Regions from separate parts of the Mus musculus genome. Here all the other regions are linked to region 1. The links are chromatin loops, found by intact Hi-C in ENCODE. Cell type or tissue: heart. All regions are shown on one strand. Links, peaks and the distances in the headings refer to the core of each region. The heading gives the core; the rest is flanking DNA. Region 1 holds the start of Mir100hg (Mir100 Mirlet7a-2 Mir125b-1 cluster host gene). Region 2 overlaps Mir100hg (Mir100 Mirlet7a-2 Mir125b-1 cluster host gene). Region 3 overlaps Mir100hg (Mir100 Mirlet7a-2 Mir125b-1 cluster host gene). Region 4 has its middle 34 kb from the start of Gm36227. Region 5 has its middle 22 kb from the start of 1700063D05Rik. Region 6 has its middle 13 kb from the start of Gm25401.

Region 1 (4,862 bases), core at 486-4,485:
ATAGTTTATGACACTTTGTTACATTTCTTGCAATCTCCTCTTAGTATTTTAAGTTTTTAGGATTTTCTACCCTCGGAAGACATCAGTAGTACTAAGATTGGGACCACTAGGAAGATGGATTTAGCAGTTCCATCTTTCCCAGTAGAAATGGCTGCTGTTGCTTTATGGCTTTGAAATACGCCACTAGACCTGGGTCACAGCATCCACTCCTTTATGCAAATGTTTTCCCACTGAATTTCATGCTCTATTTTAAAAAGTGTACCAGTTCGTGTCAAAGATAATAAGATCAGTTATAGGGGTGAACAGTTTATAGACTTTTCTATGCATGCTATCTCATCTAACACTTAATAAAGTTAGACTATACTCCCCTCCCCTTTTAAAGGGTATATCATTTTTAATAATCAAATACAATTACATGATTTCTCCTTCTCTCTTCTCTCTTCAACTCCTGCCACACTGCCCTCAGTCTCTCTCAGATCCATACCTTCTTTTTCTTAATATTATTACCAGTGTGAGCACTCATTCACATAAACACATAAATACAAACAATCTGCTGAGTCCATTTGACGTTGCTTGTGTGTCTATGCCTTTAGGGCTGACTACCTGGTGTTGAATTGACGTTTAGGGTGCTCGTTCTTGTGCTTTTTGTGAATTTCTGAATATTTTGAATATTTTTCAAGCTCCAGAAAGGCAGGGCAAGGAGCACTTTAGACCAGCCCTTCTGTGCCCTGCCACAGGGAACACCAGCTTTGCTCTCAGGCCAGTCTCTGGTGACAAAATTGTTTAGGCAGGCAGTGTTGCCCTGGCATGTCCTTCACTGTGATAATCTGGCTTGTGGTAGAGCTCAGAGAGTATCTTTGCTAGTCTGACATTGCTCTAGCCTTTCCTCTGTTCAGACTGTCACTGAAAACCAAGATCAGGGTTTTGGTGGCTCGGGACTGCCTTCCTGGGCAGAGAACAATGGCTGCCCCTCCCCAACCCGCCCATGCTGCAACCAGCACGTCAGGATTCTTTGTACCAAAATCCCAAGCAAAGATGCATTTGTTCAGATCCGTGGTGTTAGAATATTGCAGTGTCTTGTGACAGGAAGGCGAGGCTCAGCCTTGATAGCACCATCTCCTCACTTGCTCGATCCTCACAACAGTGGCTGGAAGGGCAAAGAAAGCTACAGGGCTCATTTTTGGGCCGGGGAATGGTTGCCTGGCATGCTTAGAGAATCCATCTTCCTAAGTGGTTTTCCTTTCCAGTCACGTTTTACTGCTGAAGTTAGTCAGCGAATTAATAGCTGCAGAAAATGCAGAGCTCTTTTCTTATTACATTCTATCGATCTGATTGCAGTGCCATTAATTGAAAGACTCGGGAAGTGTGATGGGGAGTTGAACTCTGGATTCTCCCTGCCTTTGGGTCCAGATCTGTCTGAAAGGAGCATTTTGGTCTGACGTGAATTATTCTTTCTTTGTCAGTTCTTGTGAGAGCTTTATTCAGGCCTTGTGAGATTTACAATGTGAAATCGTACACTGTCTCTGCCCTTAAAGGAAGAGGAGAACTCAGAGTGTGTGTCTGTGGGCTTTCTAGGAGTTGGGAGTTAACCCATTTTGGACAGCTCTCTTTCGTAGATTACCTACATATGGCAGAGAGGAAAAGAGAGACTCCCCAATGTGGAAGGCAGACATTTTGCTCATGTCTTAAGCAGTTTTATTTACAATGTTGCATGTTACAAGGTTGCTTTGGCTTATTTCCACTCCCCATTCTCAGAATATATGAAACCCCAGAGACACTGGTATGTAGTTAGAGATTTTGTTTATGGTTATCTTGCTATGTTGATTGCTTAACCTACTCTTCCAAAAGATTTTTTTCCCATAAATTCAAATTAACTTGAGAATTTTTACATACATCAGGTATGTCTGCATACATATTTCATAAGTACGTTAATATGAAAAATTTAAGGGGGTCTTCTAAAATATGTCATTGGGGGCAAAAATCTCCAGATCAGATTAGAACACACTAGACTTGGTTGCTTTGGTTCACAAAGTAATGCCCAGGTATTTGTGTAGTAGTTTATTGTATTTTAATGAGATGAGAGTTTATTATTTAAAAATTTCAGGCTAGATACCCAGATTTTCACAGCACATTTAAATCTACCACAAAGGGTCACTCATCTTTATTTTTTTTTTTCTAGAATAATATGGTTTGGATGCATTGAAAAGTTTAGTATGTGTTATTAATAACACATGTCCAGCCTAATGTTTTTATTCTTCTGGGCGGGCCTATGCTAGAATTTTCTTCCCCAAGGTGTGTCTGAATCCTGCTAATGCTTTCAGCCTGCAAAGACAGGAAGTGCACACACGGCCACAGCACATGACCCTCCTTCTAGAACACATCTTGAAAATGTTTCGACTGCTTTCTGAGCACAGGGACAATGGCTTATGGTTGGGGGTGGGTGTGCTCTTCTCCTGCCTGACCTTTGGCTTGCTGAGAGATGTGTATGGCTACCCTGGGCTCTCTCAGCTGCTTTCAGGCTGCAGAGAAGGCGGCACCCACATTGGGAAGCAAAAGCTGTCGCAGGCTGCCTTGCCCATGACAGCGTGTCTAAAAATACATCCACCGAGATGCAGGCATATGCTCGCGCCTCGGTGTGAAGGAGCTCTCGCCTGTGTTTCTTGCTATCCCCATCTAAATGCTGGAGCGAGGAGTTAAATTATTCCAGAAGGCCCGCCAGGGTCTGATTTGCCACTGTCTGCTTCCTCGTTGCCTTTGAATGGGACCCTTGATCCAAGGCTTTCAGAGACCAGCCGGTGCTGATGGGGGTCCGTGACTTGGCGGTGGCGCCTGTTTGCTCCTTCTCTGTCTCGAGCATGGTTTTCTATCCTGCCGGGGAGGGCGAGAGCGCTGGGCAGAGGTGGCACCTGACCCGCTAGAACTCCGATGTCACTGCTGTGGCTGTTACTCCCCTCGGCAAGAGTCAAGGCGCACGCAGGACGGTGGGTCACCTCGCTGGCTATTTTGCACATTTCCTTTCTTCTCCTCAACCTTGTTAGGTTTTTTTCTAAGTGCCCAGGGGTTGAGGGGTTTTCCTAGCCCCTCTCTATCCTCGATCTATTCTGATTTGAATCTCTCTCAGGATTTGTAACACTTCCTCTCATTAGGAAAGCTTTGCTAGACTCGCATTCCCTGTCTCTGTAAACAGGGTTTTTTTTTTTGTTGTTTTTTTAATGATTTGTTGTTTTGGGGGTCTCTCTTTTGAATGTCAGCTCCAAATGTCTTAGCTTCTGGGGCTACCTCACACACTGAAACGGTTGTTGAGCTATTGTACCCGAGAGGAGAGGACACAGAAATGGCTCTTTAGAATAATAATCTCAAAAGGGAGATGAGAAAGACCCCAGAGGACAGCCTGTGCTCCTGCTCCAGCCTGGCTGAGAAAAGGGGGTCTCCAGGTGAGACTACTGTCTCCTTTACAGAGTCAGAGAGCGTCAAGATACTTTGTGTCTCATTTAAAATGATTTTAATTCTAACAAGAGGGACTAATGAAAGAAATCCCATTTCCCATGTAGGAGAAAGGAGAGGCACAAAGCACACATATGAAGGGCTCCAGAGCACACCATTCCTCTGGAAACCGGAAAGTGAGGGAGAGCGATTGTTACCTAGTCTCTCTCTCTCTCTCTCTCTCTCTCTCTCTCTCTCACACACACACACACACACACACAGAGTTTCAGAGTAGCAGTATTTCTGTGTCCTTGGCCACCCAAGGCAGTGCATTGTTTTTCCAAAGGTTATGTGGAGGTTTTTGTAAAACGAAATAAAAAAAAATTATTTATTTTATTTCAGACGGTGAGTAAGCTCAGAATGCATTCAGTACTAACCAATACAGAATACAGACATGCCCAACATAAGCTGTTATTCTCCACGAGCAACCAAACACCACAACACACACACACACACACACACACACACACACACACACACACACACACACACACACACACCCTCCCCCTCAAACAAACAAACCCAATGTTAGCCAAAATCCAGACTGCCTGTAAATCTTGAAGTGTTTTCCTCTGTGGAGAAGAATGAACCTCCCCGGATGCTTTTCTGCAGCTGAACATTTTCTATTGCTTTTCTTCTCTGCTCAGTCTCCCTTGCCTCTTTCTTAGGAGCCACTGAGACAAAGAACAGTTACTTTTAGCTCCTCGTATCAGCTGGCTAAAATGGAGAAAGGATCAAATACGCTGTAAAGAGAGGCATTTTTGGTTTTAGTTCAGTTTAACGTATCTTATTTCCAACCATGCCCAGGAAGCACATGAGTTTATGGATGTGCCATAGCTAATTACTTGACTGGGTCTGTTCATAGCCAGAATAGGACATAGATTTGAGGGGGTAAGTAAAAGGCAAAACAGAGAGGCGCCGCTGTGTACATCCTGTGAGCTGCGCGATGCAGCTGCTGGAACGTATGCATGTCTTTCCAGCTTTGTCCCTTCAGAGGCGTTGAAAGTCTCAGCTAGTGCTGACTAATTGATATTTGTAGTCACGGTGATAGGCTCCTCAGGTCAGACGCGCATGCAGATGTGTGTGTTGATGCAAATACTAAGGAATACACAGGCTCACTTACACGGGCAGGTGGTCTCCGTACCAATGGAAGTGTGGTGGAGGTGATGGGGCATACAACAGAGGGAGAGAGAGAGAGAGAGAGAGAGAGAGAGAGAGAGAGAGAGAGAGAGAGAGAGAGAGAGAATGAATCACCCTGCAAACAGTTCTAAAATGCATCCGCAGATGCAGGAAGCTTCAGAGCCATCCAACAATTCAAGACACCCTTGTTTTTTCCTTCTCTGCGGGACGCCTCCATCCAGACTATTTGCAAAATAATA
Region 2 (4,862 bases), core at 396-4,395, 86 kb after region 1:
TGATGAGACTGCATATGTTTGACAGAGTCCTTCCTTGCCATCTGGATCTCCTAGCTTCCCCCTGAAGAGGAGAGAGAGAAAGAGCCAGCAGATCTTCAGAAGATAATCACCACTAAAACTACGCAGCATTACAAATCTGTGAAACCAAACATGGGTTTAACAGATTGCTACGTGTCAGAGTCATACAGTCCATTAAACTGCGTTTAAATAAAAAAAAATTGATAGCCTTATTTATTTTAAAATTAAATGAAAGAGTGCTATCATGTCAAATTGAATCACTCAGACCTCATTTCTATCGAATAGTCATACTCAATGCAGACTGGAAAACAACCATGCAAAATGGGTCTCAAGCTGACCTTAGTGTCTGTCCTCTTCCAGTCTGCTGGGAATGAGTGGAAACACTCCTCCTTTTCTTTGTTAAGATGGGGAGACCCAGTGTAGAGGCTGTGAACCTGTAGCTTTGAAGGGGCATGGAGAGCCTTGAGGCAGGATCTTGTGCTATCTAGAGTAAGACTGCTACAATTAAAAACATGCTGAGAATGTTAAGCATAGAATATTGATGATATTCTAAAGCAATTATCTTCTACTGGAGGTGCAACTGTGCCCATTCTGATTGTAGCTAGCGATGCGGCTTAGGTGCAGGTTGTAGGAGGCAGTGAGTGAAATAACCCAAATGCTCTTCCAGGTGGCGAGTGGCGAGTGTAACAGATCAAGATTTGAGTGTCATTCCTGTGGAAGACTTCTTTGGGATTCGTAAGGGTCAGGATGCTGATTTAGGGGGGTTACAGTGTGACCAATTCGGGAAGACCAGAAATCATTCACAAATGGAAAATTATCGGAGCAGAAAGGCATTTCAAACATATACAATGGCACAGGACATAAAATAACTCCCACCCATACCCCTCCACATCATGTTTCCTGACCTGACACCCCCTCCCCCGGCCCCCTCCCCCTCCCCCCGACCCCCTCCCCCGGCCCCCGAGGTATTGACTTCTCTCTTCTTCGTACTGTTAACTGTTTCTTTTTGTTTTTTGTTGTTGTTGACTCACACTTTCTGTCATTGAAACACCTATGGTGTGGGCATCCACCACGGCAGCAGGTAGGTCATATGATAGATCCAGAACACATCTACTAGTGAAGCAAAACGTCCAGAAGCTTTGGGGAGCCTTGAATGTTGAACAAATGCATTGAATGTTCCACCAACTTTCTCTAAGCCAGGGAGCTCTTTGCTCTCCACGCTTACATAAACTTTGAACACTGGTTTATATAACACTGGTGCTTAGAGAGCTCCTTGCCTGTGTAAGAAATCCCAACACAAAAGGAAACCAAGTGGAAAAACAAGGAAAATTCCTCTCGTTTACTCACGGTTTCCCCCCAAGCCAACCTACACAGCTGAAGAACATCTTTGCCCCCTACTGCTTTGAGGCTCACGGGGTATTGTGTATTTGAGAAGAAGGGCTCTTTTGTACCCTGTACGTCAGGTACACCCCCACCGCCAGCACTTAGAATCTTCTACTGCATAAGGTTCTTAAATTTGTGATACTATAAAAATGAACAAGAACAGCCAGGGCTATACAGAGAAACCCTGTCTTGAAAAACAAACAAACAAGCAACCCCCCCAAAACAAAAAAAAACAAAAAAGAATGAACAAGAAGGACTAATTTCTCTTCCCTGTGGAACACAGAATATGAGGAATTCTGGGTATTTATGTGGGAAGGGAGCCTTTACACTGCCTTTTCCCACAAAGGATGTATTTGGAGACAAGCTTAGAAGGAGAGAGACATTAAAGTTGCTTCTTTTAGTCTCATTAAAGATGCACCTGTGTTTTCTTTCTTGCTGTGGCTATTCAAAACTGTTGCGTTCTAGACTGCCGCCAGTCACGTTAGGTGGGTGTTTTCCTTGTTATTGTTTTGGTTTTGTTTTTTAGATGTGGATGGAACTTCAGAAACTGAACTTTGGTCATGCCCTGTCTCAGAGTTCAGAGTGGTTTGCACCTTTCAGCTCCGGCTTCTGAAATCAATGTACAATGTTGAATCTTGGATTTTCGTGGCACATTTCCTGAAAGGTTTATCTCTAGGCCCATCTTGTTTTTTTCTTTCCCTGAGAAAGACCCACATGTAACTTTGTACCCCACCGAGGAAATGTGTGGAACGTTAAGAGGCGAGCATGGTCTCCGTGGCCTCCCTTGACAATGGTGCTTACTTGCAAAGGCCGGAAGAACACAATGGTTCCTGCTTCCTCTTGGGTCCTGCCGGGTTTGGTTTTTGCTCTCCTGCGCCACCTGCTGTCAGGAGCACCACAGGCCTGCTTCCCGGCTTGCAGCCCTAGCAAGCCCGGCAGGAGCCAGAGCCAAACCCTTGGTCCCAGCAGATGTTGCTTAGGCTGCCAGGTTTCTGTCCAGACCTTATCTTTGTTGCCTCGTCTGGCTCCTAGCTCAGAATTCCAGTGTCCCCAAATGACTTGCCTTGCAGTCACGCAGACCCTGAGCTCACTGGCCAGAAGGAAGGAGTCTGCCAGTTTGAGGGCTGCTGAAGGGCAATTCTTGCTAGCTTTCTGAATGTGTGGTCAGTGGAAACTTGCTTTAGCAGTGAAAACGCACAAACATTTCTTTTGAAAGGGCAACGGGCATATGACATTTGTCCTTTAATGGACTTTCATCACATCCTCAATTTGTACCAATTGACAGCCCCCACCCCCCACCCCTACCCCCGTCCCAGTTTTCTCAAGTTTGATTTTTGGTTCATTGTGTTGTTTAAACTCTTGGGACTTTCCTGCATCCTCACCAATGAGTTAGTGATTTTAAACAAAGGACCACAGAGAGAAAAGGTTTGCTTTTCTTGCCTTCCGATGGTTCCCTGTTCTAGTCTGATCAGCTCTTGACAATAGGTTCTTACACATTTGTCCCTTAAACATATACTTACACATGTAATATAAGCATGGCATATTGGAGGCTCACCTCAAAACGTCACTGTAATGCCAAGACTCTAGCTGATCAAAATCCTCTAGGTATCATTTTCGAGGTAGGTCTCACTCTGTAGCATAGGCTAACCTCCAACTTATGGTTCTCCCACCTTAGCCTGTAGAGTGTTGGGATTACAGGTGTACCTCTGTGTCTGTCTCAAACTTCATCTAAAAAATTCTTTGCTATTTGTCTATCAAAAGGGAAAGGTGGCCCCGAGATCTCAAATGCTCATTTCCAATTTAATTCCTTAAATAAAGCTGACTTTGTAGAATGGCTGACTTCTGCAGTTACTCTGATAAGCGTGAGGCACATGACCAGCAATTGTTTTTTGAAATTAGAAGGGAAAAAATAAAACTCAGAAATATATGCATAAAAGAGACTTGAGATAAACGCAAGTCAGAACTTCCTGAGAGCAAAGGTTACATGATACTCTTGGGAAAGAGAAGAAGTGAGTGGCTGTGCCAGCAAGAGCCCTCGAGCGAGGGGGCACATTCATTTTGCTCAGTAAGCACTTACTAAATTCCTGCTCTGTGTTAGCACTGGGAGGTGCTGGTGTTAAGTACAGCAACTGACCACTGGGAACATAGAGGACAAGCAGACAATTTCCATATACTTTTTTTAAATGGCTGGGAGAGAGCATGATGTCCAGATAAATACACACATCCAGAGGACTGCAGTGATTGGTTGACCTACAACTGCCTTGATTTGAGAAGTCCTTTCAGCTCTTTTCTAGAATGGGATGCTGACTTATAGATCATGTCATCCAACCTTGATGACTTCAAGAGTCTCTGTTTTCTGCTTCTTGGTTTGCTTGTGTCCTTCACACAACAGCCTTCTGTGTATTAGGAGAGAGAGAGCAAAGCAGGTAATCCTGTTTGTCTGCATCCAAGGAATGTGGTCCTTGAAGCATCTTTGAAGCTGGACACCTAGACCAGGAACTCTCCTTGCAAGTCAACATGACATGGAGAGGAAGGAGGGACCCACAACCAGGCTGCTGCTCAGATGAAGCACATGGTAGCTACTCTGAGTTCCAACAGGTCATTTGGCAGGTAGGAAATTAGAGGCTAAAGGACAGGGAGCCACCTGTAAATCTTGGGGAATAACTCACTTCCATGTTCTAGCCTGTATCTGCTCAGACTAGGAACCTCTGAGGGGTATATCCTCCCTCCCCAAAGAGGCACCTTTAAGACTGGGCAGGATGGTGGTGGTGATGGATCAGCCAGTAAAATGCTTTCCTTGCCAGCTTAAGGGTCTGAGTTCGATTCCCAGGATCCACGTAAAAATGTTGGGTGTGGTGGTAGAGGCTCACAACCTCAACTCGAGGGAGGCAGAAGCAGGACGATCTCCAAAGTTCACTGGCCAGCTTAGCCTAAGGAGAAATCCTGTCTTAAAGGGAGTGGCTTAAATTCCCAAGGATGACTTTGGTCTATGTACACAGCACATCTGCATCCTCATGTGCACATGCACCAATACATATACATATGAAAACACACACACACACACACACACACACACACACACACACACACACACACACACACACACACACACACACAATTTTAAAGAGGCACTTGGCAATAGCAAGCCAGTTAGTAATGGCCTGTTTCGATTGAATACCCTGCCAAATGGATTGGCATTAGAGAGGTGGTGCTTCCAGCCTCCTCGGGGGACGTTATTCAATCTATTCTATGGCAGCTGGTGTCCTTGTTGCCCTGGACCGTGGTCAGAAAAAGAAATAGAGGGAGAAACAAAGATTGTGGAGTGGCTGCAGACCCAAGCCCTCCAGGCCCACTTGCCCAGGGCGGGGCCCAGAGGGTTAGTGCCAGGCTCTGTGTGGCTTCTCCACCCCTTCCCAGGCCCCTCAGAGCATCTGCTGGCTTTCAGAGTTGCAGTCACCCTG
Region 3 (4,862 bases), core at 305-4,304, 71 kb after region 1:
GAAATGCAGGAGACATGCTGGTTGTAGGCCTGGTGATCAAGCGTTGAGGTTGAATCTACATTGACCTTTGTGTTGCTTGGTCATAGGCTACCCAGGTAATTCCAGGGGAAAAGCTAGAATGGATCAAGAAGCCCAGAGTAACACATCCAGAATGCTTTTGGCTTTAATAATCAACATAGTGGTACCAGTGTGGGGTTTTCTTTTAACTTGGTGGTATCTCTGTGTGTGTCTTTGTGTGTGCTGTAATAAATTTGCAGTGTATTTTTTAATAATGTTGGAAATGATTAGAAAACAGAATAGAGTTGAAAAGTTAATGCTGTCTTAAAGTAAGGCATAGATTTCAGGAGATTTTTTGAGGAAATGATGAAGGGATCAGGTAGGTAAAGGAAGAGGAAGTTTGTTGGACAAACAGACTCTGCTGGTTGCAACAGGCAGGAGGCACAGAGAACTGAAAATAGGCATGTAGACATTTTAGCTTCTCAGTGGTAGGTGGAAGACCGTGGGGATTTTTTTTTTTTTACAAATTTAAATGCAAGTTTACTTTCTTTCATAGGCATAACTATTATCAATTAACTTGTACATGAAATGTTGATTATAGTAGGAAGACCAATGTTTCCATTGTTTTTCTTTTTTTTTCAAAATTTTTTAGTTAGGTATTTATTTTATTTACATTTCCAATGCTATCCCAAAAGTCCCCCACACGCTCCCCCACCCACTCCCCCACCCTCCCACTCCCACTTCTTGCCCCTGGTGTTCCCTTGTACTGAGGCATATAAAGTTTGCACGACCAATGGGCCTCTCTTTCCACTGATGGCTGACTAGACCATCTTCTGATATATATGCAGCTAGAGACACGAGCTCCGGGGATTTTTATTTTCCTGTTTGTATCTGTGTTCTTTATGCAACACAGGGCATACTTGCTCCCTTTCTCTTCCTTAAGACACCTAGCCACTCTGCCTGCTCCCATATTTCATAGTGATTCTTGTAGGAAGCAGGAGAACACTGGTCACTAGACCAAAGCTTGGCTCAGAATCTAGTTCTCTCACAGGAAGGCACCCATTTGGAGAGCTGAAGTTCTGTCTCTTTCCAGTGATTTGTTCAGAGGTAGAAAGATTAAAATGTTTTGAACCCTAGCTCTCAGGGACACCACTTTGCTATGGAACACCCCACCCCCCACCCTCAAGAAGGCATTTCCCATCTGGCACAATGATGTCTATCCAGAGTCACTATCAAACCTGGCTCATCCTTTTGGAAGAAACAAATGAAGGAGGGGAGGGACAGAAGGATGGAGGGAAGAAAGAGGAAACTCAGTATTTTATTATCTGGAAAGGCTATCACCATTCTAGACAGGTTGAATATGTTTCTGCTTGGGAGATCTGCATTTTGCTTGTAACCAATTCCTCCGTTCCATATTTAGTATTCCACAATGCCGGCCTAGATTCAGGAATAAGTCCAAAATGGCTGAAGGACGGCAGGGTTTGATCGGTTGCCTCTCTCTCTATCACTGAAGTTAATATGATGCTTATCTGAGAGCAAAGGCACAGACAGGGAGAAATTTAATGCAAATTTCATCAGGAGTCTAGTGCCACTTCACAAAATATTGATTAGGTGTCTGATTTGCTGTCCCCTGACAATGGGCCATCGGAATAAACCAATGAGGTGGGCTTGACTCCAGCTCGTCATGGTCATTCGATAACACCAGGCAACCAATAAGGAGCAGCTACCTTCTGATTGGGTGAGACGCCGGTGAAGGGGGAAACCATCTTAGCAACAGCAGAAGATACTGCACACTCCCTGCACAGACGCACAAACACAGATAGCATGCCACTAACCTGCTGCTCTGAACAGTGGTTGTTTGTGTCTCCTCAGGCTTTTGTTTTGCCACACCCCCTCCAAAGGACAAATTTCAGTTCACACAGTACACTGCCTACCTGGTTAGACAGCCCATAATCCTTTTTTAATGGAATGCAGGGCAACATTGATTGCTCTCTCAGCCCCCTCCAACAGTCCCCTTATTAAGAATGAACTTTGATCTTCAGGTAACTGCACGGGCTTTGTTCTGGAAATGTTCTGTTCTAGTCTCCAGGGAGCAGGCCACATCATGGCCCTTCCTGCCCAGCATGCCACAGGGAAGGGGCTGTGGTATGGGACTGAGCCCACTGGCTGGAGGTTAGGGTTTTTTTTTTTTTTTTTTTTTTTCCTCCCTCTGCTTTCGGTAAGAATGGCAGAAGGATTTTGTGAGGCTGGAGCGAGCTTGACAGTGCTTGTTATTTTCCTCTGAAACTTCCTTTTTCATTGTTCTATGACCCCAGAATGCAGAGCCTCAAAAGCTTTCCTGTTTTCTCTGTAACATTTGGCAAGGTTTTCCTCAGCTACCAGGCTCCAAGCCTTTGACATTCTCCTTTGAAAGGCTCCCTGCTTCTGTGTTTTTATGCTTCTCCCGGCAGCTCCCTTGTTCCCCTGATGCCAGCAGAAGGAGGCTGCTTGCCAATCCCTGGTTTTCCCCAACTAGCAGCTGTCATGACCTTCCTGCCTCATTTTTATCCCCTAACCCCTGTCCGGGGGCTCAGGAGGTATCTGCAGGACAGTGGGGACGGCAGACGATGGAGGGCGCATGATTTCCAGTCTCGTTTATTCCTGTTTAAACACTCTTAGTTTCTTTGCTCTGGTGCCTGGTTGCAGCGTGCATCCTTGGGTCCAGGAGCATCTGCCCATGGATTATCCAGTCCTGCTGGCGTTCTTACCAGTGCTCCCTGCCGACAGCTGTGATCCTGTCTGGGTAGAGGAGCCTATGAGAGAGGACAGCCTTCCCTCTAGGAGGCACGCTGCCATGTCTTCTGCCAGAGGGAAGGAAGTTGAGACGATGTCACAGGCATTTTTTTCCCCCAGTCCAAGAAGGATTATCTGCTAGGAAACGGTACCAGCTGTTTTCCATCTTCCTGACTACAAAGCAGAGGGGAACAGCATGAAATGGAAACAGAAAGGAAGAAAGCAAGATGTGAAGACCACTTAAAAAAAATACCAGGGTTAAGAGAACCTGGATTCTTTTTTCAAATGCTCATTTGGGTTTCCTTTGGGGATGGCTATGGTATGCACCCATTAGAATTTTGACGAACTGTGTTCTTATTGGTGCAGTGGCGTGAATATGATGAAGGGCTGGAGTGTAGTTCAGTGACCGAGAGCTTGCCTAGCATGCATGAAGCCCCGAATTCAAATCCAGCACTGCAGTAAATGGATGAACAATGACCTCGGCCATGCCGTGGCAGCATCATGTGATCCTCGAGTCACACTGGTCTAGATTTAAGGCAGCTAATGAGAGGGTGTTAGCAAATTCCCAGCTTCTCTCTACCTTTGGAAAAAAGTCTGTACAATGGAAATCACACTATCGTGTCTTTCTAAGTAATATCATTTGTGTGTAAAATGCTAAGCTGTGGGCTTACCTTGTGCATTTACACTAAAAATGCTGAATCTTGCTGGATGTTGTGGTGCAAGCCTGTAATCCTAGCACTTTGGGGGCTTAGGGTAAAGGATCTGAAATTCCAGGTCAGCCTGGACTGTACAAATAAAACACTATTTGAAAGAAGGAAGGAAGGAAGGGAAGGAGAGAGGAAGGGAGGGAGAGAGGAAGGGAGGGGGGAAGGAGATAAATGAGAAAGAAATCGAGACAGTCAAACCACAGACAATCTTGTTAAATCTTCCAATCCTAGAACTCCCCCAGCTTCATTCCATTGCTAGACATATGGCACAGTAGTGCTAATTGATTGAAAACATTCTGAACATCTACTAAAGCCAGACATGAGACTTTGTATTTTAGGGCAAAAAAAAAAAAAAAAAAGGCAAGCAAATTATAAAATAAGAAGCTGTGGAGGCAAGGCAAAAGTTAAGGGCAATGGAGAGCCCAGGGATGTAGCTAGGTCTACACTCATCTAGTGTGGAGGAAGCCCTGGGTTCCATCCCTAGCCCCAGGCAAACCAGACTTTGTGGTTCACACCAGTGATCTTAGGAGATAGAGGAAGGAAGACTAGAAGTTTAACACCTTCAAAGAAAGCAAACTTGGGATACATGAAGCCTTGTCTAGAAGGAGGACAAGGAAGAGGAGGAGGAAGAGAAGGAGGAGGGTAGGAGGGGGCACAAGGAGAAGGAGGGAGCAAGAGAAGGAGGAGAAGGAGAGAGAGGGGGGAGGGGGAGAGAGAGACACTTATGAGGCAGGGCAGCCAGACAAATATATCTAATATGAATAATGAATAGATCAATGATACAACTGTAGATGATGGCTGGACAGAGTTAGTGCCGGTGCCTTGAGGACCTCTGTGACAATGACCTTTGGTGTTTTCTCTTCAGACGGCTGCCTGTGTCCTGTGTTCACTTCTCTGTCTGTGGATGGTGATTTAGCACATACATTTTTCCCTTTCATCTTCCCACTCTCATGCTTATATTAGACATGGATTTGGTTAGACCTGCATCTGTTGAGACGGCTAGCCAATAATAGAAGCCCCACGGGGCTAACACAGTCTGGTTTCAAGAGTGGGTCTCACAAGTGAGGCCTAGGTCGGGAAGTTATTAGCTGCAGACTCAGGGAATATATTCAGCTGTCATCACTTTTTAATTAAAAATAGCTTGGCAACACACACATGCACACACACACACACACACACACACTCCAGCACTTTGCTGTGGAAAGGCAAGGACCATCCTTCATATACACAGTTTCTTGCCCTAGAAGAGGGTACCTTCTCCTGGCCCATGATCTCTGGAACTTGTCCAGAATTCTTAGGAAACTTGACCTCTGAGTTAGGAACAGGTGCATCGTGGTTTCCTGGGCCGGCTCTGAGCAGCTAACCTGTATAAGTCATGTTTTCATA
Region 4 (4,862 bases), core at 370-4,369, 580 kb after region 1:
CACTGTCTTCTCTGAAAAAGGACCTCTTCCCAATTATAGACCCAAGACTGGCTAGCAGGGCACTCGCAGTTGGAGTTCCATTAAGCAAACAACCCCTTGTGCTAAAGAGATCGTGTGTCGCAGGCTCACTTAGAGGAACGCTCATTTAAGGAAGATTGTTTTATTTTGCGGGAGATGAAGGAAACACACAACTCTGGGTTCTGTCGGCACATTGCTGAACTGCAAGTCACGTGCCAGATCCAAAAATGATGAAAACATCTGTTTTTGCTTTAGCCCAGCGAGGCCCCGACGGTGGGGAGGGGCAGGGAAGGGACCGTGGTGGCTTTGCTCATGAGCGCCATCTGCCGAGCCTGCCGGGGAAACGCGTGAGATCCCGGCACAATGCAAGTTGCCGCTCACCCCCGGGGAAAGGAGAGATCAACAGGTGGGGGTCTGTGCCCGGGAGACCACTCTCCTCGGAGGGCAACCCTGGCAGTGCCCTGGGAACTCTGCAACTCTGAGTTGTCTCGGGGTGTTCTCAACAAAGAGATCTTTCCCTGGTGACTGCTCTGGGGCAGAGGAAGAGACCGAGGGTGGCAGCGAATGAATTCTCAGGTTGGAAAGGAAGGCGGTAAGGGGGAGGGGAGGGGCTCTTGGTGTGCAGACAGTAAAATTTGCGGTTCGTGCCGGCTGAAATCTCCCAGAACAAAGAAACCACTTCCCAGCTCCCGCCCTGCACTCCCACCAACCAGCTCTCTTTCCTGCTATGGTTGTGCAGTAGGTCTGAGAATGCTCCAGAGTTCAGAGATACTACTGTCGTCAGGCAGAGCTTGTCCATCCCTTTCTGTGTAACTCGTCCACCCTCAAAAAGCCAGTGGTGGATCCCAGCTCTGAACAGGGACCTCACTGACAGCCATGACATACAACCTTAGCGTTTTGTTCAGTCTTCCCCAAGTTATTCATTGCTTGCCTGCCAAGTGCCTAACACTCCGCACAAGTGTTTGCAAGAAGTATATATGTGTACAAATACGTCAGAGGAAAACGTGTGCGTGTCAGCGTTACACACAATGACAGCTAGGACCTCAGAGGCAGGGAGAAGAGTACAGACTAGGGAGGGATGTAGAATCCACCTTTGGTCTCAGTGAGGAATTCCTTCCCCCAGCCTGCTTCTGCCCTAGCCTCCAGCCCTTACAGATAAGCCATTCTCAGCCTTTCTGGGAACATGGTGTCAAGGGACCATCATTTGCCTCCTGTCACTCCAGGTCAGCCGTGATCCAAGACCCAGGCTCCAGTCTCAGTTGTCTTTTCCTTACCAGATGGAGGTTCTTAGGTGTTACTGGGTAACTGTATGTGCTCCTACGTACCTGCTTTCCACAGGTGACAAGGGGTTAATAGAAAGAGCAAAACACTGGTCAAAAGATGCAGGCTTGCCAGGGGCTCCTGTGTCCCTTGACCGGGCTGGGCTGGTGGGCACATCCTCAGCTCTGGGGCAACATTCCCCAAAGTCTGTCTGTCTGTCTGTACAGTCTGACTGTGTCCTCTAACCTACAAACCGACAGGGTTAAAAAGGAAACTGAGGCTCTGTCTATCGGAGCTGCATCCTTTCCTATCCGTCTTCAAATAAATATAGAAAGCTTGTCCTTTATATGGGTCAGGAACCTGTCTATGATCTAAGGGATTTCAGAAAAAGACTCTTCATTTTTTTTACAGCTAAACACATTTTCTAAGAAGCAAGCCTGTCTGTCCTCCACAGAGCCTGACAGGAGCTATGTCCCCACTGACCATATCTGTTTCCATGGTACCGAGTGAGTTCTTAGATTACTAGGGCCCAAGCTAACCTTCTGAGTCCCTACAGACTCACCTGTCCCCAGCAGCGCTTGGCTCCGGTTCTCTACGACCACCCCATCTCCCCCCACCCCCATTGTCAGGGGCCTCTTTCCAATTCATTTCTTGTTCCAGGCCGTAAAAATGTCAGAACATGAAACTTCCTTTTAGCCTGGCTTAATATCAGTCTAGTATGGAGAGTTTTGATGGATTGTCTTTGTGTTCCAAAGAGGAAACCGTACGCTCACTGTCTCAAATTTCCTTTCTGCTCTCTAGGCCCTCCCATCCCCTTTTCTTTTTCCCTACCTGGTTCTTCAACAGGTCTGTGTTTGGGAGCAGAGAGGGAGGGATGTAAAACTTATTATACTATGTTATCATCTCAGAACTCAGATTTACAATGTTCTTATCAACATCAGAAAACCAAAAATCTCTAAAGTAGACTTCAAAAATGAAACAGTAAAAACAAAAACAAAAACAAAAACAAAAAAAACAAAAAAAAAAAAACAAAACAAAACCTGGGAGCAGTGTTCCCTTCCCGGTTAAGGGTCATAGACCCAAACAGTTGCTTTAGTCCTGGCCAAGACTCTCTTTTCCTAGCATAAAAATAATTTGGTCCCCGCTTGTCTCCATCCATCTTGGTGTGATCCTTCCCACACAGGAAAAAAAAAATAACCTTTGTTCAAAGCTCTGCTCTCCTAAGCTGGGCTGAGTTCTGCAAGATCACTCTCCACACACCACAAGCTCAGCCCCTCCCCTCCAGCTCCAAACAGACCCTAATCCAAAAGCCACTCTTTTAAATAGAGGCTTCTCGTATGCTTAAATTCCTAAATAAAAGGAATGTCGACCGCTACTGCTAGTTTCTCCAGTTAAATCCGATTTTCACTGAAATGCTTGCTGCTTGCTCAAAAATCTGGGCGTGAGCTGCAGGCGAGAACTAGAATTCTCCAGCTATCTAGAGGGCCCTCCAGTGGCCAAAATAATACCTGTCATAAACAAAGGGCTCCAGAGCCAACACTGCAACAAAGACAGAAGGGTGGTCACTAGCCTGTGTGGAAAATCCCACAGAGTACCATCCCCACACTTCGCTCCGTGGAGGTGTGTCTCACTTAAGGGAAGCCAGGACAGACTCTCAACTGGAAGAAGGATGACATTATTTGCATGACAAAAGGACCCTTCATTAGATAAAAGAGGGGCAGGTTTGAATTTCTTTAAATGATAGCCCCCCCCCTATTTTTAAGGGTTCTGCTGAACTGGGGGAGGGGTCTGATGTGCAAATCTCTAGAACATATCTATGGGATCTAGCAGGGTGCACTTGAGCTTGCTCTACTTGACCCACAGATGACATTGCTTTCTACCTGTGAAAATCTCCTAAGTACTGTGACCTTGAGACATGAAGCCAATGGAGGTCCGGGCCCTTGGAGATAAGAAAAGGAGGAGCAGGGTTGAGATCTTCTGAGCCCGGGAAGCCTTTCTAGGGGACTGTGAAAAGGCAGCCAGCTCTGTTGGACCTGACAGACTTACACTTTTCCAGAAAGGGTTCTAGCTCTGTTACAAGTTGGCACACCATGTCACCCAGGCACGCCTGGGTTTCTTCTGATATCACACACCACACAGAGAGAAGACAACACAAACCAGCCACCATTTCTAGGGAGTTCAGATCCCTAGTCATTGTAACAACCTTTGCTCTCTGGAAGCATGGTAGAAGGAGAAGCGAGGGAGCATTCTTCCCACCAAGTCCCTTAATCCCTCTGACTCATCCCGAATCCCTCACCTTTCCTCATTCACATGTGTGAGTGGGTAGCTGCCAAATCCAACCTCCACACTGCCACCAATCAACGTACACACACATATGCACACACGCATGCACTCACACATTCACACTCCTGCGCATGAGCACACGCTCAAACACACACACACACATACACACACAAACAGTGGTTTGCTGGATGCTGGGAAAAGCCAAGGCGAGGCAGGGGTGGAGCGTGGAGCGCTTACCTTTCCCACTCCCTGCTCCATCAGATACTGCTGTCAAATCTCCTTTGTGCCATCATGGTCTATGCTCAAGACCTGATGTCTGTGTTCTCCACACATGTGTAGACTGAGATCATGCCCCCACAAAACGATAGCATTGGGAGATAGAGCCTTTTGGGTCATGAGATTGGAGCTAATGAATAGGATTAGTTCTCTCATTAAAAAAAGATGTACCAGGGACCTGCTGGGGTTGTTTGTTTGTTTGTTTGTTTTTCTCCATTCAAGGAAAAAGCAAGAAGTCTATGAAAGAAGGAGAGGCCCTTGCAGATGCAATCTCCAGAGCCTGGATTTTGAACTTCCCACCTTTAAGTTGGTGAGGAACAATGTGGTTTATAAGTCACCTACCTTGTAGCATTATGTTACAGCCACACCAATGGACTTCCCCAGCTGGGTTTTAATTGTTTTGTATTCTTAGCTGAAGCAAGGATCCAGTACCTGTCTGGATCATCTTCTGAGTCCATCAAGCCCCGGAGAAAGGACATATGGGAAGATGAAGTGCTCTTTGTCACATGAGTTTGTAGTAGCAGGACCACAAACGTCCAAACAGTAAAGGACCAGAGATGGCAGCAAGGCCACCAACCTGCTCTCTAAGCACACCCACTCTCCTTTGTCCACTGCTACCAAGTACACTGGAGCTGCTTCCCAAAGCAGGGGTAGGGCGGGGTGGAGGAACCTGAAATCACTTCTCCTTTCCCATTTTCTGTTCATCTTGTGTCAATCCAGTCTCCATGCAGATTGCATCCTGAAAATCAGGGACACCTATAACTTTCTCCTCCATAAATAAAGCATGCCTCACCCAAGGCCACAGAGAGCTGCAGGAAGACACTTGTGGGTGACACCTATAATGCTAACAATGAGATGCACTGTCTAGTGCATTTCTTGATCTGCTAGTGTCCTCACAATGGGCAGTGAGTTCGATGGTTATCTGTATTGACAGGTTAACTGTATTGACAGGGAAGAAACAAGCGTGGGTCAAAGGCTAAGATGCATAGCATCAAAGTTTCTCAGCCAGGATTCTGTCCCAGACT
Region 5 (4,862 bases), core at 394-4,393, 150 kb before region 1:
AGATGGCTTGGCAGGTGAAGATCATCCACTGCAACTGTCGGTGAGTGAGTGGTAGTTCAGATTCCATTGAGAGAAGGTACCTTGTGCTGCTGTCGAAATAGCGATATTTGATATTTGCTGGGGGTTGTGCTGGCCAGGTTTTTAAAAAATTATGTTATTTTATTTTACTTTTTAATATTATAGCAGACAGCAAGGGTCACCTTTATACACAGAACTTCTGGATGTCTTCTAGAGCCAAATAGCACCTCAGACACTTTAAGACATTCATTGCCCAAGCTAATGAAGTGGCACAGCCAGAATCCAAAATCACCTTTATCTGTTTTCCAGATGGCCATTCGTTCTAATGTCCATATTAACTGTATTGGCGCAAAGATAAAAGGGCGTGTCTGGGGACCACAGAATGCTCTGGTTCTTCTGCACACCCTCCAGGTGTCTCCAGGAACTTCCTAGTTCCTCTTCTTGAGGGGCTTATTCTTCTCTGACTCAGCCAGGGTTTATTGAGTGCTGAGTTAGGTGCTGTGCTGGGTGAGGCCCCTCAGGCAGCTCAGTTTCTAATGGGGAATGGATATTGCATCTAATGTATCTTTCTAATATATCGGTGGGCAGACAGGTCTCTGTGTTGTGTTTCATTCCCACAGTGAAGACTTTCACTACCGGCCTGGATGGAGTTTTGCACCTTCTGCAGCAGGTCACCTGCTTTCCCCACACCAAGCACCACCAGCTGTAGATTAACTGTAGTCCTTTCCGGTGTGCAGGGAGACCCTGGGGTGTGCAGATATAAACACACATGGATACATAGCTTCATGACTTAAGTTACTGTTCATCTCAGGCACCGATGTGTCTCCTGCACCATATATCAAGGGGGCATATAATTCTTCATTCATGATAAATTATCCAGAAAGGCTAAATTCCATCAGATTCAGCCAGAATTTATTATCTGACGCTGAAGAACAAACAGACCGTCATTCCCCAGCTGCTCAGAACATATGTTTGAAGGGAGATTGGGGCCCCTTTGGTCCCTCTGATCCTCCCTGGATCTCAGAGCCAGACCTTCTGAGCATCTTCATTGGACTTCCTCTCAAGAGCGAGGACACCGAAAATGAGTCGTGTTTCAGCAAGATGCAGTTCACAGACTTGGTTTGAGATCTCCACTCTTCCGTCGGGCATCTCATTTCCTGCAACGTTGACATTTGTCTCCACACTGCAGGCTGGGCAGCTGCCCTTCTTGTGGTTTTGCCTTCCATCTTGAGGCACTGTGCCTGACCTGTTTGCTCACCAGCTCAATAACTTAGCTTCATCCCAGTGGATGAGATTTGACCAATACATTCGTATGCCAGTGCATCTGAGAACCACTAATGGGCAGAAACCAGATTTTGATTTTTATCCTGTTTTGTGAGCCACTCTAGCTTATGCGTGAGCTTATTCTCCCCGAATCATGCTATAGTTCAGCAATCATTGATGACCCTGGGTTATATAGCCAACAGTTTGGAAGATCCCAATCCTGCTTTCAGTAGTCTTCCAGCCTAGTATCTCTTGACTGTAAAACATCCAGTGATAGATAATCCAGCCAGCGTGGGCTGCCCCTTGTCGCAACGAAATCACTTCTAGGTAGTTATTTCACATCCAAATGAGCATCTTTTCTTTTCTTCCCCCATCTTAAATCATTCTACCTGCCTCATTAACTCCCGTTCAGCCCCCAAATACCCAAGCAAAGCCCTTCCATTTATTTAGACAGTCTCTGATTGCATTTCTTCCCCCTGACTGGAGTGATGACTCTTACTTGAGACAAATATGGAACTCCTTACTACACTCGATGGCAGTTGTTTTTTCCTGTGCACACCCCACTAGTCTGCAGCATTCTGAGCTCAGTAATTATAATTTGCATATGAAGTGTGCCCCTTGTCAAGGATCACATGTGAAGGGCTCTATTCTCAACGCGACAGTCAACAGTCGAGCGAAGGGAAGATGACTGGTTCCTGAGGACTCGGAACTAATCTGTAGATCAGTCCATTCACAAGCTCATAATATGATGGGAGTTGGTAGAGATAGGAGGGAAGGCCACACTGGAGGAAGTAGCCTCTAATGATGTATTAGGAGATGTATTTTGTCTTTATTAAGTCCCTTCCCATCTCCTATCTGTCCCAAGGAGGGCCACTTTGCTCTTTGCCCTCATGTTCTGCCTCACCAAACACTGGACTGGAACCAACAGATACCAATGACAGTGGACAGAAAGATACAAATCTGTGGGCCAAAATAAACCCTTCCTCTCTTATGTCATTTCCTCAGGCATGTGTCATGGTGCTGCAGATGTGCCTGACACTCCCACACCCTTCCATCCTTCACCTAGAACTCTCAGCAGTGGAAGTCCCTACAACAGTGCTGTACCGTGTTGCTTCTCAAGCCGAATGCATTCAGCAGTATTGACGTCCTTGATACTATTTGGTTTTGAAGACAAAATCAATTCTGTTAGGAGGGATGATCTGGAAAGTGTCCCCAAGTGGCATGTTCTCATCTGACATCATCACACGAAGATTTTATCAGGCAGAGAGATGAAGAGGTCATTTCTAGCAGTGGAATTAACACAAGCCACTTGGGCACCAGGGCGGGGTCTGGAGTGGATTAAGAGCTGAGGGAGCTGTACTAAATAAATGATAGGCCATGGAGCTCAGATCGTGGGTTGGAAACTTGCCACTGGCTATCTCTGCAGGATTGCTTGGATTCAGCAACTATGGAGTCCATCACCGTCGTCGTCGTCCTAGACGCTGTTTACAAGAGAAATCGTGTCCTATTGTAGACTGTCTTCTATGAGGACAGGAATATTCTGAGACGTTGCAGATTTTTTTTGTCTCCCGGCTCTGCCACTGGAGGTCACTGTTGTACCATCGAAATGAGTGAGAAGCCCCGCCTGATACCCTTTTGAAGTTGGCTTCCGCCAGGAGTGAATACAATACCCTCTGGGTAGCTAGGAAGTCCCGAGGTGCAGGCTTCTCCCTGGCTTCGTGGAAAAGTGGCCTGGTGACCTGCAAAAAATGACTTCGGAAGAGCGATGTCCGTCTGGAGAGGGACTGCGGGTGGGAGAGCGGTGCTGGGAGGGAGACGTCTGTATCGCATTAGTCTGCGTCTGGCGGGGAGGGGCTGGAGGCCCTGGCGGGTCAAGGCAACTGCTCCCTGCTGCTTTCTGGCGCGAATGTGGAATCTGGTAGTGATTAGAGAAGGTTATTGTCTTGGGAGTGCAGGGAGATCGGTAGTAATACTGCTTTGAGCGTTTCTGACCCCATCTTAGAAGGCCTCTCCCACGACTCTCCTGCTGGGCTCTGATTTTAGAGCCACTAAGCAAAGAAAGACAAGGAAAACTGAGGCCTATTCCTTAAGCCTATCCACTCCCCGGGGCTTACAGGGGACACTCCAGGAGGAGCACAGATGAGAACACACATCCCTAGACAGAAAACCCCAAGTAAGCCTCTATTTTTCTTAGCCCTCCTTCCTGTGGAGTGAATATCATTTGGTCCATTTGTTATGAGAAGAAACAGAGACTTGGAACTGACATTTGAACCCGAGTCTTTTGAAATATAAAGAGAATGGATGGTAAAATAACTACTTGTGGTTACTGGCTAAGAATTCTGCCCTTGAAAATTTGGAGAAAGAGCTCCTCCCTGTGCAGCTTCGACAATAACCCACTTCAAGGCGAGCTGAAGCCAGGGTACCTTTTGGCGGCACCTTTTTCTTCTTCTTTTTCTTCTCTCCTTCACTTTCTCCCCATCTCTTCCCCTGGGTTTCACTGCATACCTCAGGTTGACCCTATCCCTTCTCTTCTCCCCACGTGCTGGGATCTGACGGTCGGGCTACTCCTAGATCAGAGTGGCTCTCTAATAAGTCATAATCTGTTTATAGCCATTCATAAAAGCAGAGTGCTTCTGTGCACATTAGCTAATTTGGCTCTTATAATAACTGTCTTATCCCCATTGCCGTAGACAAAGAATCTGAGACGCTGAGGAATTAATTTGCCGAAGGTGCTACAGTCAATGATGAAATTCAACCTCGGATCTTTTTGCTCTAAATACAGCACCCACTGCCCATCACCCATTGCCCGATACCAGTTAGTCTCCAGGTAAATATTGGGTGATGGAGTGATGCTGTGTATAATCTAGCTAGCAATAAACTGATCTTAAGTTTAGGTAGCATTTTATCTCCGAAGATGGTGCTCCAACCCAGGAAGATTACACTGGAGACCCTGCCTCAAGGGGACGGAAGACTTCTGAAAGTTGTCCTCTGACTTCCGCATGAGCGCTGAGGTGCATGAACACACACGCGTGCGCACACAAACACACACACACACACACACACACGCATACAGACACACACAGACACACATATGTGTGTGCACACACACAACTCATGCACGCATGCAAGAATGCACGCAGTATACCCATAACCACACATACACGCAGGCATGTGCACATATGCATGCGTATACATTTATTGTGTGTGGATGAGTGCTCCCATGCCATGACTGGCATGTAAGGGTCAGAGGGCAGCTTGTAACTGGACTCAAATAAATTTCTAAAACTTTTTAAAAGGGTGAAGATTACAATTTATCTATCTATGTATCTATCTATGTATCTATCTATGTATCTATCTATGTATCTGTCTATGTATCTATCTATGTATCTATCTATGTATCTATCTATGTATCTATGTATCTATGTATCTATGTATCTATGTATCTATGTATCTATCTATCTATCTATCTATCTATCTATCTATCTATCTATCTATCTATCTATCTTGCAGTTCACACAGCTCTGGGGTGATTAATACATCTTCTTCCTGTTCCAGAGGTACCAGATTTAGAAAATAAGAAC
Region 6 (4,862 bases), core at 294-4,293, 49 kb before region 1:
GCTCCCACAAAAGCTTTGTGTCCTGGGTACTCATGCCCGCTGTGATCCATGAATTACTACATAAAGCTGTCTCTTATCTAAACTTTGATTTCAGGAAGTAGTCAATTGGGGTCTGAAGATGTTAAATAAAAGTGCTCTATATGGATAATTTGCAGATTTTTGGTTGCATGGTATTTTTAGTGCCATGGAACTGCATTCAATTCCACTCTCTTCTTCCTTGAGCGTGAGCCTTCCCTTTTTTTTGAGCATTTCCACTTTGTATGCACATAACCAGCTCTCTTGGTGCTAGCGTTCAAATAATCTTTATTTTACTTAACATCACCACCCACTTTTGTTTTAAGGATTAAACCCAGGGGATATGTATGCTAGACCTCCGCCCTATCATTGAACTATATTCCCAGAACTCTTTTATTTTAGATTTTGAAATTTCAGAACAGAGTCTCACGAAATTGCACAGGCTAGCCTTGACCTTGCCTTGACCTCACTCTTGGAGCTCTTCTGGGATTCCTGATCCTCTTGCTTTAGGCTCTGAGTAGTAGGGATTACAGGCTTATGCCACCATGTCTAACTTAGCCAGTATGCTGTTAGTGATTGCTCTACCTTTTAAAAGTAGTTCTTATCGATCTCTTATTGTGCTTAATGTGCAAATGGCACTTTATGACAGCTTTGTGTAAAGGAGGGAGTGCTGAAGCCATATGGTTTCGTGTTACCTGTGATTTCTGGGATGTGTGAGATATCTCCTCCACAGATTTGGGAAGCAACTTATTGGCTGACATTTGAATCTTGGCAAAGGATTGCTCTAGATGAATTGATTCTTTACAAAAGCTGCCCATGACATCCCATGATTTCCTATCTAAATACAGAGGCTTCTAGGGTGTATCCCAGCCATGCCTTCACGACTATTTCCTAACATGTCTCTGATGTTTTTGACTGAAGAAAAGCATGGCCAACCTCACTCAGGTCTTCGTGTTGCCTAGAACAGGAAACTAGATCCAGAGGTCACACTATGTTATGGAGAGAGAGACACAAACATGGGCCCTGGTGAAGGGGGGTGGAGACGTTGTAGGCTAAGACACTACTACAGGCTGAGGGTCCCTGCCCTTTTTGCTGTGCCATGGGTCCTCTCTGACCTCTACGATGTCTTGCCATGAGGATGGTTCAGCCATTCCAAACTCTCTTTTTCTCTGGCTTAATCTAACATCTGAGAAATCCATTTGCTCTCTTTCTCGTACATATAAACACCTTGCAGTGTGTATGTGTGTTGGGGAGGGGGGCTCAGCTTTTTTCTTCCCTTAGAGAAAGCATGAAAACAAACAAAACAAGTCCCATGTCTGAACACTCCCAAAATTCTCAGAATTACAGAAAAGGAGGCACGTGTGAGTGACTGAATTTGTTCAAGAGCAGGAGGCAAGGAGATGTTTGTGTAACAACAGCCTCAGACAACAGGACCAACCAGAAGCACAGCATGGCTGTGTCATGGCTACAGGCCCTAGGAGAAGCTGGCTTTCTTGTCAGGTTTAGACAGATACCTTTTGTCAATCATGGATCAATGCTGGCCAGGCAAGCTTTGTCTCAGAGGCTTGCGAGGATAATGTTTCTTTGTAAGCGTAGTTTCTTTTGCCCTTTTAAACTCTAATGTCATTGTTTTTCAAACAAAACTCTGTGTGTGCTTTGCTGGAGCTTGCTGGATAAGTAAGCACTGTCATTTAAATGAGTATTTAATGTTATATAACTGTCATTTGGCACTTATAAACGGGAATCTGAAAATATCAGGTGGATAATAAAATAGATTTCAATATCATTCCTCAAAAAGGAAAGTGCCCTCTGTTTTTGTTGTGAATGCTGTCTGAGGCTTCCCTCCCCACGTCCCCTCTTCCCTGAGTAACAATCTTGTCTTCCAAGACCGTCAGAAAAATAGCCTATTTTTAAATTTTTAGACTTTCTGTCTTAGGGAAAGGGAAAATATTGTATGGAAAGCAACAGTGGCAGCCGCAGCAGCAACAACCACAACAATAAGAAATACCTGCCTTACAGTGTCGGCTGAATGCCCACGGATGCAATGCGCATGTTAGACACATCAGGCTAAAATGGATTCTAAGCGTATTCTTAGATTAGATTTAGTTACACAGCATTTTAGAGAGAGGTGACAGGTAAGCTTTCAAAACTGGTAGGCATTTTAGTTCATTGTAGCCAGAAGTTAAAAATAATTGCAATGAATTTTAAGTCACAAGAAAAACCTTCCTTCTGACCTGGCTCCCAGAGCTGGCTGGAGAAAGGCCTTTATCCAGGCATTTGGGACAGCTCTTTCTTTAGAGAAAAAGCCAGCCGTCTGTTTTTCTTCTCTCTGGGGTAGCTGCCATTTCGGACAGGCAGGCACAAAGCCGGGAACATAATCAAGGGCAGAGAAAACTCACCCCATGTTCTATTTGTCATGCTGACCCGCAGGTCATAACCTGAAAGTTTATGGATCAGGGAGACAAGGCCTCCCTGGAAGTCTGTTTTCTGGGCTTTGGCTGATGCTAAGTTCCTGACTTCTGAAAGAGGGGAGGGTGTGGACTTCCAGGGCTAGCCAGTGGGAAGGAAGTAATATTCATTAAGAGTGTCTCATGCAAGCCGCGCAGGCAAGCATGCTCAGTGTAAATTCTCCCGGAGTCTGTCAGCTATGTTTGAACTCAGTCCAGCAGGGCTGCCTTTACTTTTTTTTTTCCCTACCAGGAAGAATGCTCCATTACATTGTGCTTTGCCTCTCTCTCTCTCTCTCTCTCTCTCTCTCTCTCTCTCTCTCTCTCTCTCTCTCTCAGAAGATCAGTAACAATGTTATTTTCTGATCAGTTCAGTAATACAATGCCCTCTGATGTTCACACCAGCATCTCACTGGAGAAGAAAAGAATGTTGTTGGCTACCTGGGACCAGAAGACTTCTTAGGTCAGTAGAAGCTAATCAAGTACTCTCAAGGCTTCCAGAGTCAGGAGTCGTCTTTTCTTAGTAGTTCAGGGAACTGACAGCAATTTAATTGTCTTTTCAACTGGTGGGTGTTCATATACCAATATTTTTTTTCCCACGCGAACTATGGTTTTCTTATGCTAGAGTGATTTTCCAAAAACAGGGAAAGATATATCTTTGGATTAATTTGCATTTGAAAGAAACTTTTTTTTTTTGGTACAGGAGTTTTCTCTTTCTTCTTTCTCTTTCTTCTCTACTGCAAATTATATGTTTTTCAAGTAAATATTGTGGTGAACCGATGTAGCAGTCACAGTCAAATGTGGATGTGGTTTGCATGGCATTAATTCTTGGCAAGGGTGGCTTTCATGAAGTTAGCTTTTGTGCTGCCAAAGATAGAAGGGAGTTAGCTTATTTCTGTCATTGTTTCTGAAACTTTTGGTAGGTTTGGAGGCTGAATTGAGAACCCTTGGGGATGGGGGGGAGGGGGAGAGAGAGAGAGAGAGAGAGAGAGAGAGAGAGAGAGAGAGAGAGAGAGAGAGAGAAGAGCTTTTTTCCTGTTTAATGTGCAAAAAAATGTCTTTTTAAAAAAATATTCAACTCTCTGCTTCTCAGGAACGACTGTATCTTTTTAAGAGTATGTGTAGTGATAAAGTGTAGTTTTGGAGGGAGATAACCAGCAGAAGGCAGAGACAGTTTGTAATGAACAATTTAAATCAAGATCCTCATGGGAACTAGATGCAAGCCAAGAAAAATATCATGTGCTGTGAACTCACTGATTTACTGAGGTTTGCACCTTTAAATCTTTTTTTTTCTTTCTTTCTTTTTTTTTTTTTTTTTGAGAAAGTGGATCCAACTTTAAAGCATTGTTCTGTAACATCAGGTGATGATGATGTCACACTCAGCAGAGCAAGCAAGTGTGCAAAGACAGTTCCTTTAAAAATATCTGAGGGCTGGGCTTAGGAAACTACACGGCTTGAAGGGAGACTGTGTCCTGAGCTATTTTGCAATATTATGCACAAATCTTTAGAGCAAAGGGGAATTTTTTTTTCCTTTTCAAAGCAAAAGGGCAAGTTAAGTATTATTGATTTGTCTGGGATTAAATATTTGCTGGCATCCAGTACATCACAGGCTACCAATATGTAAGTCAGACGTGCCATCTATTCAGGGCACGTAAATGAAAGCTCTTGCATTTTCATAGGGTCAAATACGGCAGCACCAGCTCCTAATTACCCTCTGCTCCCAGGAAGGCCTGAGAGAGGCGGGGCGTGTGGTCAAAGAATGCATGGCCTGTGAGCTGACCTTGTTCTCTTAACTTATGTCTATCTGCTCTTAAGGGGCAGCAGGTGTGGAGAGCTGTGAGTCACAGGACCTCAGGGGAGATCAGGAGGGAGAGGCAGATCCACCCTGGCTGGGACTTATGCCCCCATCCAGTGCTCCAGAGAGGACTTCTGCTCTTGGATCTAGTCCTGGAGCTCTTTGAAAGCTGCATCTGCCTTTCTGTTTCTCCAAGTTAAGGTCGGTCTTCATGGATGGATGGGCTTTGTTTGATGAAGACCATTCTCTAAGGCAACAGTGAGGGTCCTTCAGGCTCCTTTGCTTCCCTCTAACTTATGGCACCTTTCTTGAGTGGTTTGATTGAAGGCGCAGACACTTTCTGGGGTGAAAAAACACAGGTCTTCCTGAAGGTGAGTGTGTGCATATGTGTGTGTGTTTATGTGCATGAATGTGTATGCATGGATGAGTGTGTCCATGTATGGGGGTGCTTGCATGTGGAGGTGTACATGTGCACATGTGTGTATGAGTGTGAGTGAATACATTCTGTGTGTACATGGGTGAGTTTATAAGTATATGTGTAAGTGTGGAAGAGTGTGTGTGAGTGTGTATGTGCCTCTGTAGCCTGGATTCTGAGACCTTGCTTC

What was found. A loop is a pair of places that touch in the nucleus more often than their neighbours do. Peaks named below come from ENCODE experiments on the same cell type or tissue, not always from the same donor. Only the 100,000 strongest peaks of a DNase experiment are listed, where the experiment ranks them.
Region 2: a loop joins it to region 1, with 5 times the contacts of the local background. A loop is called at or near these places in 11 of 42 quality-filtered maps.
Region 3: a loop joins it to region 1, with 2.3 times the contacts of the local background. A loop is called at or near these places in 8 of 42 quality-filtered maps.
Region 4: it touches region 1 in a loop (2.9-fold over the local background); 9 of 42 quality-filtered maps call a loop at or near these places.
Region 5: a loop joins it to region 1, with 2.7 times the contacts of the local background. A loop is called at or near these places in 12 of 42 quality-filtered maps.
Region 6: it touches region 1 in a loop (4-fold over the local background); 4 of 42 quality-filtered maps call a loop at or near these places.

The regions. Positions count from the first base shown.
Region 1 is chr9:41,373,696-41,378,557 of GRCm38, forward strand. Mir100hg (Mir100 Mirlet7a-2 Mir125b-1 cluster host gene) reads left to right here and starts at 2,831. Exons shown (of 5, transcript NR_131928.1): 1 at 2,831-2,981. In heart, for the core only: no CTCF peak of the experiment used is centred there; DNase peaks (open chromatin) are centred at 2,486 and 2,826; H3K4me3 peaks cover 1,488 bases; H3K27ac peaks cover 2,925 bases.
Region 2 is chr9:41,459,639-41,464,500 of GRCm38, forward strand. All of the region lies in intron 3 of Mir100hg (Mir100 Mirlet7a-2 Mir125b-1 cluster host gene), which reads left to right. Among named protein-coding and RNA genes, the nearest start is that of Mir100, 69 kb to the right of the region's middle. In heart, for the core only: no CTCF peak of the experiment used is centred there; a DNase peak (open chromatin) is centred at 2,383; H3K27ac peaks cover 1,074 bases.
Region 3 is chr9:41,444,908-41,449,769 of GRCm38, forward strand. The region is part of intron 3 of Mir100hg (Mir100 Mirlet7a-2 Mir125b-1 cluster host gene); the gene reads left to right. Among named protein-coding and RNA genes, the nearest start is that of Mir100hg, 71 kb to the left of the region's middle. In heart, for the core only: no CTCF peak of the experiment used is centred there; a DNase peak (open chromatin) is centred at 2,754; H3K27ac peaks cover 2,739 bases.
Region 4 is chr9:41,950,989-41,955,850 of GRCm38, forward strand. No RefSeq gene overlaps it. Among named protein-coding and RNA genes, the nearest start is that of Gm36227, 34 kb to the left of the region's middle. RefSeq lists an enhancer at 1-3,537. In heart, for the core only: a CTCF peak has its summit at 2,768 (motif pointing left); a DNase peak (open chromatin) is centred at 2,803; H3K4me3 peaks cover 1,394 bases; H3K27ac peaks cover 2,987 bases.
Region 5 is chr9:41,226,015-41,230,876 of GRCm38, forward strand. No RefSeq gene overlaps it. Among named protein-coding and RNA genes, the nearest start is that of 1700063D05Rik, 22 kb to the left of the region's middle. RefSeq lists an enhancer at 1,888-4,531. In heart, for the core only: a CTCF peak has its summit at 2,870 (motif pointing right); a DNase peak (open chromatin) is centred at 3,027; H3K4me3 peaks cover 925 bases; H3K27ac peaks cover 2,015 bases.
Region 6 is chr9:41,324,451-41,329,312 of GRCm38, forward strand. No RefSeq gene overlaps it. Among named protein-coding and RNA genes, the nearest start is that of Gm25401, 13 kb to the right of the region's middle. In heart, for the core only: no CTCF peak of the experiment used is centred there; a DNase peak (open chromatin) is centred at 2,591; H3K4me3 peaks cover 1,532 bases; H3K27ac peaks cover 2,124 bases.